Linked DNA regions of Homo sapiens: region 1 is linked to region 2. A link is a loop called in an ENCODE intact Hi-C map of the cell type or tissue named here. Cell type or tissue: OCI-LY7. All regions are shown on one strand. Each heading gives the region's core, and the rest is flanking DNA. Links, peaks and the distances in the headings are about the cores only. Region 1 overlaps PARN (poly(A)-specific ribonuclease). Region 2 has its middle 15 kb from the start of LINC02130.

Region 1 (4,388 bases), core at 138-4,137, 250 kb before region 2:
ATTTTTTTTAATAGAGACGGATCTCACTATGTTTCCCAGGCTGGTGTCAAACTCCTGAGCTCAAGGGATCTTCCTGCCTCAGCCTCCCAGAGCGCTGGGATTACAGGCGTGAGCCATTGTCCAGCCCCTTTTCTTGTTTTTTAAATGCTAATCAGCTGACTTCTAAAACTTGCATGGACTGAATACCTGACAGCCACTGTCCAATGTCCTTGAAGGCAGAGGAGTGGATCAGGCTTATCCAGCCTGTAGCATGTCCATGTTCTCTTTGCTTGCAGTAAAGGTGCCGACAAGCAGATGTGATTTTGGACAAGTGTCTGGTCTTGCTCAGCTTAGTTGTTGGTGTAACCATTTTACTGGGAAAGTCAAAAATTAAATCACTTGTATTGACGAGTCCTTGAGAAGTTGTCACTAATAAATAGCAGCAGTAACCCTCTTCCCCCCAAAATACGCCAAATAAAGCTTTTTTATTTTATGTTATTTATTTTTTGAGACAGGGTCTCGTTCTGTTGCCAAGGCTGGAGTGCAGTGATGCGATCACAGCTCACTGCAGCCTCAACTTCCTGGGCTCAGGTGATCCTCCCACCTCCGCTTCTGGAGTAGCTGGGACCACAGTTACACTGCACCACTCCCAGCTAATTTTTAAGATTTATTTTTTGTAGTGAGGGGCTCTCAGTATATTGCCCAGGCTGGTCGCGAACTCCTGGGCTCAAGTGATCCACCCAACGTCGACCTCCCAAAGTGCTGGGATTCTATGCCTAGGTCAAAATAAAGCATTTTTAAAAAAGTCTTTGAACTAAAATTTCTAGGGTAATTTGGTAGAATTACATTGTCACATGTTCTTATAGTTAGACTGTTTTTGGTTGTGATTATTTTCTTGGTTGATGACTTCATTCCTTAAAGGTACTGATGGTTATGGTCTATTCTTATTCCTCAGAGAGAAAATAGAGGATTTATTACAAAGTGAAGAAAACAAGAACTTGGATTTAGAGCCATGTACCGGGTTAGTTGTCCTGAACATTTCTGCATGTCCTTTTTTTGGAAAGGTAGATGGTTTGTGGCATTTGATGCATCTAGTCTTTTAAAAACAGCTTTATAAAGGGTCTTTTTATTATTGCTATGTTCTCAAGAATTAAACACTAACTTTAGCGTTACACAGTGGGGATGACTGTGTATACTGAGACACTGAATGAATGCTTTGTCCTGTACTTGGAGCGGAGAAAACTGTTGTGCAACCTTGACTTTCAGTTATGCCCAAGAGTGGCATAATTAATTTGGCCTTGAGGCGCGCTTAATACGTGAAGGCTTCAGAAGAAAGAATTCACTTTCAGGCTACTTCCACCCTTTTAATTTCTCTCTGTATTCAGAGAACATTAGCATTTCAAAGAGTCAGTAACGTGATTGTCTTTTTTTCCTTTTACTTTGTGAGGAGTTTCACAAAAGTATTTCAATGCATCTGTCTACTTTAAGCTCTCTTTATGCAGCTGCAGGAAGCAATATTTTGATTAGACGAGAACTTCTACCTCTTCAGTAAAAGCAGCATAATATTAAAGAAAATTTTAGAAGACAAGTGATGAGGAAATCCCCCCACCTCAAAAAACCTGCGTATTTTTGTTTGCAAATTACCTATCAGTTCTAATGAAGTCTCTTTTTAAAGCGAAATCCTTCTCAACAAATGCTTGATCAGTTTGGATTTACTTCTAATGAGCCAAAATCAATACCTTTTCTTTTGTTTTTATAGGTTCCAAAGAAAACTAATTTATCAGACTTTGAGCTGGAAGTAAGTATTTATATTGTATGCAGCAGCTCTGTGGGGGACCCAGGATTTAAAGACTAAATATAATCTCTTAGTTCTCATTTCCTTTTTGAAATTCTGCGGTTCTCAGTGATTTGACTACATGAAGTTCCCCCTACTTTCTTAAGTTGAATACTCACTTAATTTTCTTTTGTTATTGTTTTTTAACAGATGCTTTAAGGCTTCTTAAAATAATTATCACTTTGGTGCATCTGTTAAGCTATGGATTGGTAGTGTTTTTGTCCTTTGGGGTATACAATAAATATTTGGTTTTCAGACCTAGGAAATACTCAGATGAATGCTTTTGGTAAAGCAAGAGTTCTTAACTTAGGGTGAGACTATGGATGGGTTTCAGGAGGTCTGTGAATCCCCTGAAATAACATCCAGACTTTTGTGTGTGTATTTTTCCAAGGATGTTTCCCTTGGTTTCCTTGTGTTTGCAGGTGGGTCTTCAACTCAGAAATTGAACATTGACATAGACAGGTGGACATTTCCATTTGACTTTGGGGACCTTGTTCTTCTGTTGGAATCTACCAGTGACATGTATACTGGGAATATACTTTGAACACAACAGGAAAGGGCTGTTTAGTTTGCCCACACTCCTTTCCTGTCATGTCGTCCTTGCAGCCTACTCCACCTGCATTCCAGATCCCTCTCCTCCTTGGCTGATGCAAGCTGTTAATACCATGCAAAACTACAGCAGAGCTGGCCATCTAAAACCTCCTCTTTATATGCCCTGTGCAATCTAAAAAGACTCAGGCCGGGCGCGGTGGCTCACTCCTGTAATCCTGGTACTTTGGGAGGCCGAGGTGGGCAGATCACCTGAGGTCAGGAGTTCAAGACCAGCCTGGCCAACATGGTGAAACCCCGTCTCTACTACAAATACAAAATTTAGCCGGACATGGTGGCACATGCCTGTAATCCCAGCTACTTGGGAGGCAAAGGCAGGAGCATCTCTTGAACCCTGGAGGCAGAGGTGCAGTGAGCCAAGATTGCGGCTTGGCACTCCAGCCTGAGTGGCAGAGTGAGACTCCATCTCAAAAAAATAAATAAATAAATAAAATAAAAAGACTTTCACAATTTCAGTTAGGAAACATTTTTATATTTGGAAGCAAGATTTGACTCTGTGGTAATGAGTTGACTGTATTTTGAGATGTAGGACATTTTAGAAAGTGCCTAAGTCCTGGTCAGGCGCAGTGGCTCACACCTGTAATCCCAATACTTTGGGAGGCCCAGGCGGGAGGATCACGAGGTCAGGACATCGAGACCATCCTGGCTAACACGGTGAAACCCCGTTTCTACTAAAAATACAAAAAATTAGCTGGGTGTGGTGGCAGGTGCCTATAGTCCCAGCTACTTGGGAAGCTGAGGCAGGAGAATGGCGTGAACCAGGGAGGTGGAGCTTGCAGTGAGCCGAGATCGCGCCACTGCCCTCCAGCCTGGGCGACAGAGAGAGACTCTTGTCTCAAAAAAAAAAAAAAAAATAGAAAATACCTAAGTCCTAAAAAAAATTAATTTGAAGTCAAATCCACGTTTATGTGTTTAAGAGCAAGGGTAAGGAAACATTTAGCAGCTGAAACGTTATAAAATAAATGTGCTGTAAAGTCTCCATTGTAGTGATAATTATTTTGTAGTTAATAAAACTTACTTAATTAGTAGCTGGATAGTTGCTTATAAAATACTTTGGGATTTAGCTGTCATTGACTCATCTACTGATACTATGTTTTTCTTTTCTTTAGGTATCCGAAAGGCATTCATGTTGAGACTTTAGAAACTGAAAAGGTAACCCCAAGAATTATCTAGGGCTAACATTAAACACATCCATTGTTACACTGTTAGGGGTTTCTTTTTTTTTTCTTTTTTTTTTTCCCTCAGGGTCTTTCTCTGATTACCCAGGCTGGAGTGCAGTGGTTAGTCACGGCTCACTGCAGCCTTGACTTCCTGGGCTCAGGTGATCCTCCTACATCAGCCTCCCAAGCTGGGACTACAGGCTCGTGCCACCATGCTTGGCTAATTTTTTATATTTTTAGTAGAGACAGGGTTTCGCCCTGTTGCCCAGGCTAGTCTTGAACTCCTGGGCTCAAACAATTTGCCCGCCTCGGCCTCGCAGAGTGCTGGATTACAGGCCTGAGCTACCATGCTCAATCCTTAGTGTGCTGAAAGTCAGAATTTGTATCTTGTCTGTGCTTGTTATGAGCTAGGTAACCTAGGGTAAGTCATTTGATCTCTTTAAGCCTAATTTTCTTCTGTACATTGGGACTGAGCATGATAACGGTGATCTATACTTTCTCATAGCCTTTTTATGGTGATACCGTGGGTAAGTGGAAGTGATGCCTTGTAAACTTGAAAGTATACAAATATTAGTTTGTATTCTTACTATGGCAGAAAGCTATAATGGTACATGTGAAGAAATGGCTTCATGTTGCGTGGGCAGACAAAATTAAATTTTAGAATTTGGGTCGTAAGCACAGCTATTGTCCTGAGTACACAGGGTACACTGATAGAATTGTGATGGGAAGTGGGTGGCTAGTGGTGGGTTCCTTCTGCAGTTTTTCAATTTTATAATTTGTTGTTGCTGTTAAGTCAGGTATAAAAT
Region 2 (4,388 bases), core at 99-4,098:
AGCTGCCTGTACCCACGCGTTTCAGTTTCCTAGGGGTGTTGTAAAAAATCACCACAAACAGGGCAGCTTAAAGCACCAGAAATGGATTTTCTCAGAGCTCTGTAGACCAGAAGACAGAAATCAAGTTGTCCAGCAGGCCCACTGGGTACACTCACAGGTAGCTGGGGTGAGGATTTCAACATATCTTTTTGGGGAATATAATTGGGCTCACAACACCATAGGGCCCTGATTTTGTTTAAAAACCACATTGGTGGCTGGGTGCAGTGACTCACGCCTGTAATCTCAGCACTTTGGGAGGCCGAGGCAGGAGATCCTCTTGAGTCCAGGGGTTCGAAATCAGCCTAGGCAACATAGCCAGACCCTGTCTCTACAAAAAATTAAAAAATTAGCCAGGCTTGGTGGTGTGCACCTGTAGTCCCAGCTCCTTGGGAGGCTAAAGGAGGAGGATCACTTGAGCCCAGGAGGTGGAGGCTGCAGTGAGCCATACCCGTGCCACTGCACTCCAGCCTGGGCCACAGAGTGAGACCCTGTTTCTAAAAAACTTTTTTAATTTGAAAGACAAAAAAACACACACTTTCATATGTTCCGTTTCTTGATCCAGATGCTTATTACATGGGAGTTTTTGCCCGAAAATTCCATCAAGCTATACATTTATGATCCATGCATTTTTCTGCACATATGTTATATTTCAATCAACGTATTCTAAAGCACACACATGCTGAAAACAGCCGACCTACCATGGGGTTAACAGAGGCCTCCCCTGGGGGGTAGGTTTATGGATTTCATTTTTCTCCGTTATGTTCCAAGTTGTCTGCAATAAGCCTGCATTCACTTTGTGGAATAAAAAATACATGTATGTCATTAAAAAAGTGCTAGAGATGGCACATTCCCTCTCAGATCCTTCCCTGCTCCCAAAACTATTGTAAAAGGAGGTGAGGATTCGAATGGAAATTTGGCTGCCTCAAGATTCTTTCCAAATTAATATTTTTAGCACGATTACGCACCGCTTCAAATGTCCTGCTAATGATATGTTGTCCTGATTATCCAAACTGTCTTTCTGCGGAGTGATTTGTGTGGCTCCAGCAGGAATCTCACCTGTGTCCTCTTCCGGAGGGCGAGGTAATAATAGGACTGACCTCATGGGTGGCCAGGAGGCTTAGCTGGGATAATGCACATGAAACCCCATGCACGGGGCTCTGGCACAGGGGACCGGCTGCCTCAAGTACCCTCCTGATTAGGGAATGCCCAGAGAGCGGCCCAGGTGCCTCAGGGTCCTCGGTTCATGGCTCAGTTTATTTGGGGAAGTCTGAGACCCTCCCCTGTTCCATGTTGTCATCCCTGCGGGATGGACAGGGATGCTGGGGGCTGCCCTTCTCTGGCATGTTTTCCCGTTTTGCTCCCCCACTTTTTAAATTTAAATTTAAATTTTTATTTATTTTGTTTTTTTGAGATGGAGTCTCACTTTGTCACCCAGGCTGGAGTGCAGTGGTGTCATCTCAGCTCACTGCAACCTCTGCCTCCTGGGCTGAAGTGATTCTCTTGCCTCAGCCTCTCAAGTATCTGGGACTACAGGTGCCTGCCACCATGCCCGGCTACTTTTTGTATTTTTAGTAGAGATGGGATTTCACCATGTTGGCCAGGCTGGTCTCAAACTCCTGACCTCAAATGATCTGCCCACCTCAGCCTCCCAAAGTACTGAGATTACAGGCGTGAGCTGCTGCGCCCGGCCCCGCTTTGCCCCCTTTTAATGAATCTTGGTGCCCTTTTCCTTCTGTCTTCCTCACTTGTTAGGGTTGTGTGCTATTTCATCTTGTGCGTTTAAGACATGGGGTCATCACTGTTCTGTGATCACAGGAAAGCTCAAAGGAAGCTGACAGCGGTGAGATGGTGGCAGGACTGGAGGAGATAGAGAGGGGATGTGTGTCCTTGTGTCTCCTGGGTCTCTGCTGCCACCCAACCCCCCGCCCCCCCCCCCCACTCTTGGCTTTGGAATTTGGGCTGAGTTGTATATGAACCTGGTCTCCTTGGCCAATATCTGTCCAAATTACCAATGCAGAAATCCTCTGTCCCAGCTGGTCTGCAGCCCAGCAGTAATCCTACAGATAAACTGGGGCTTGTGAGACCTTATTTACCTCTGAGGTTATTTTTTGCAACATTGTAAAAGCGAAAGATTGAAACAACCTAAACCCCCTTCAGTAGGGCACTAGTTAAAAATAAATGGCACCATCTGTATAACCGCATATGCTATGCAGCTGTGAAAAACCAGGGAGGAAGCATTTCCAAGCTTTATTAGGTAAGAAAAGCAAGTATGCACAAAGCAAGTATACCTCTTTGTGTAAAAAGGGGAGGACGTGAGAATATATTCCTGTGAGCTTACATTGCATAAACTACAGCTACTCACTGAATGGTGAAATGTTACTTGTGGAGGTGGAAGTGAAACTTCGTGGTTAGGGGACTTGGGGTTGAGAGCAGGACACAGATTTGTTCATTGCCTTTTGGTGAGCATGTACACGCACAACTTTTCAAAATCTTAAACTTAGAAAAATGTAACATCATTAAAGCATAGCATGTTTTGAGTGTAGCGGTTTCGGTTTGAGTGTCACACTGGATCTTGTTTCAGCCTGTCAGCTGTGTGACCTTGGGTAAGTTACTTAACTGCTCCGTTTCCCCATCAACAGAATGCAGTTCCAACCTTGGGCTACTCAGATGGGTAAATGAAATAAACTACTCCCTCCTTCCCTCCTCCCCATCCTCCTCTCCTCCCCTCCCCCATCCCCTCCTCTTCCCTCTCCGCTCCGCCTCCTCCTCCCTCTCCCCTCCCCTCTTCCTCCTTCTCCCCTCCTCCTCCCTCTCCCCTCCCCTCCTCCTCCCTCTCTCCTCCTCCTCCCTCTCCCCTCCCCTCCTCCTCCCTCTCCCCTCCCCTCCTCCTCCCTCTCCCCGCCCCTCCTCCTCCCTCTCCCCTCCCCTCCTCTCCTCGTCCCTCTCTCCTCCTCCCCCTCCTCCCCTTCCCTCCTCTCCCTCCTCCGCTTCCCTCCTCCCCCTACTCCCCCTCCTCCCTTCCCCCTCCCCTCCTCCCTTCCCCCTCCCCTCCTCCCTTCCCCCTCCCCTTTCCCCTTCCCTGTCCTCCCTCCTACCCTCCCCTTCCCCTTTCCTTCCCCCTTCCCCCTCCCCCTTCCTCCTCCTCCCTCTACCTCTCCCCTCTTCCCCCTCTTTTCCTCTTTCCCTCCCCCTCTTTTCCTCTTTCCCTCCCCCTCTTTTCCTCTTTCCCTCCCCCTCTTTTCCTCCTTCCCTCCTCCCTCTGCCCCTCCCCCTCCCCCTCCTCCCATTTCTTCCCCTTCCCCCTCCCCTCTCTGCCCCCCACCTTGCTTTCATTCCCCTCCCCCTTCCTCCTTCCCTCCCCCTCCTCCCCTTTCTTTCCCTCCCCCTCCTCCCCTTTCTTTGCCTCCTCTCCCCCCTTTCCCCCTCCTCTCCCCACTTTCCCCCTCCTCTCCCCACTTTCTCCCTCCTCTTCTTCCTCCCCCTGCTTTCCTTCCTCCCCCTTCCTCCCTCTCCCTTTCTCCCTCCCCCTTCTACTACTCTCCCCTCTGTCCCTCCTGCTTTCCTCCCTGCCTTCCCTGCCATGCCTTTTCCCCTCCCACCTTCCCTCCCTCCCTCCCTCCTGCCTCCCCCACCTTCCCCTGTATATATGTTGGTTAATATCCAAAATATATAAAGAACTCCTACAACCCAATAGCAAAAAACCAAATAGCTCCAAAAATGGGCAAAGGACCTGAGCAGACTCTTCCCCAAAGAAGACAAATGAATGGTCAAGAGGCATATGAAAAGGTGCTTGACGCCACTCAGCAGGGAAATGCAAATCCAAAGAACAGTAGGCTATGGCCTCACACCTATTAGGGTGGCCATTCTCAAACAGAAGGTGGCCAGGCGCGGTTGCTCACGCCTGTAATCTCAGCACTTTGGGAGGCTGAGGCAGGTGGGTCACTAGGTCAGGAGTTCAAGACTAGCCCGGCCAACATGGTGAAACCCTGTCTCTACTAAAAATACAAAAAGTAGCCGGGCATTGTGGCGGACACCTGTAATCCCAGCTACTCAGGAGGCTGAGGCATGAGAATCGCTTGAACCCAGAAGGCGGAGGTTGCATGAGCCGAGATTGGGCCATTGCACTCCAGCCTGGGTGACAAAAGGGAAACTCCATCTCAAAAAAAATAATGAAAAATAAAAACCCAGAAGGCAACAAATGTTGGCAACGTTGGGCAGAAAAAGGAACCCTTGTGCACTGTGGTGTGAATGAATGTAAGACGGTGTAGCCACGATAGAAAACAGCATGGAGTTGTCTCGAAAAGTGAAACAGAACCACCACGTGATCCAGCAGTCCCACTTCTGGGTGT

What was found. A loop is a pair of places that touch in the nucleus more often than their neighbours do. Peaks named below come from ENCODE experiments on the same cell type or tissue, not always from the same donor. Only the 100,000 strongest peaks of a DNase experiment are listed, where the experiment ranks them.
Region 1: a loop joins it to region 2, with 9 times the contacts of the local background. A loop is called at or near these places in 1 of 110 quality-filtered maps.

The regions. Positions count from the first base shown.
Region 1 is chr16:14,605,670-14,610,057 of GRCh38, reverse strand. It overlaps PARN (poly(A)-specific ribonuclease), which reads left to right. Exons shown (of 24, transcript NM_002582.4): 8 at 935-1,000; 9 at 1,739-1,777; 10 at 3,532-3,574. Among named protein-coding and RNA genes, the nearest start is that of PARN, 22 kb to the left of the region's middle. In OCI-LY7, for the core only: no CTCF peak of the experiment used is centred there; DNase peaks (open chromatin) are centred at 547, 1,407, 1,857, 3,757 and 1 weaker place; H3K4me3 peaks cover 3,528 bases; H3K27ac peaks cover 4,000 bases.
Region 2 is chr16:14,353,017-14,357,404 of GRCh38, reverse strand. No RefSeq gene overlaps it. Among named protein-coding and RNA genes, the nearest start is that of LINC02130, 15 kb to the left of the region's middle. RefSeq lists enhancers at 155-204, 2,521-2,620, 3,594-4,123 and a silencer at 2,741-2,800. In OCI-LY7, for the core only: no CTCF peak of the experiment used is centred there; DNase peaks (open chromatin) are centred at 2,394 and 3,794; H3K4me3 peaks cover 1,318 bases; H3K27ac peaks cover 3,960 bases.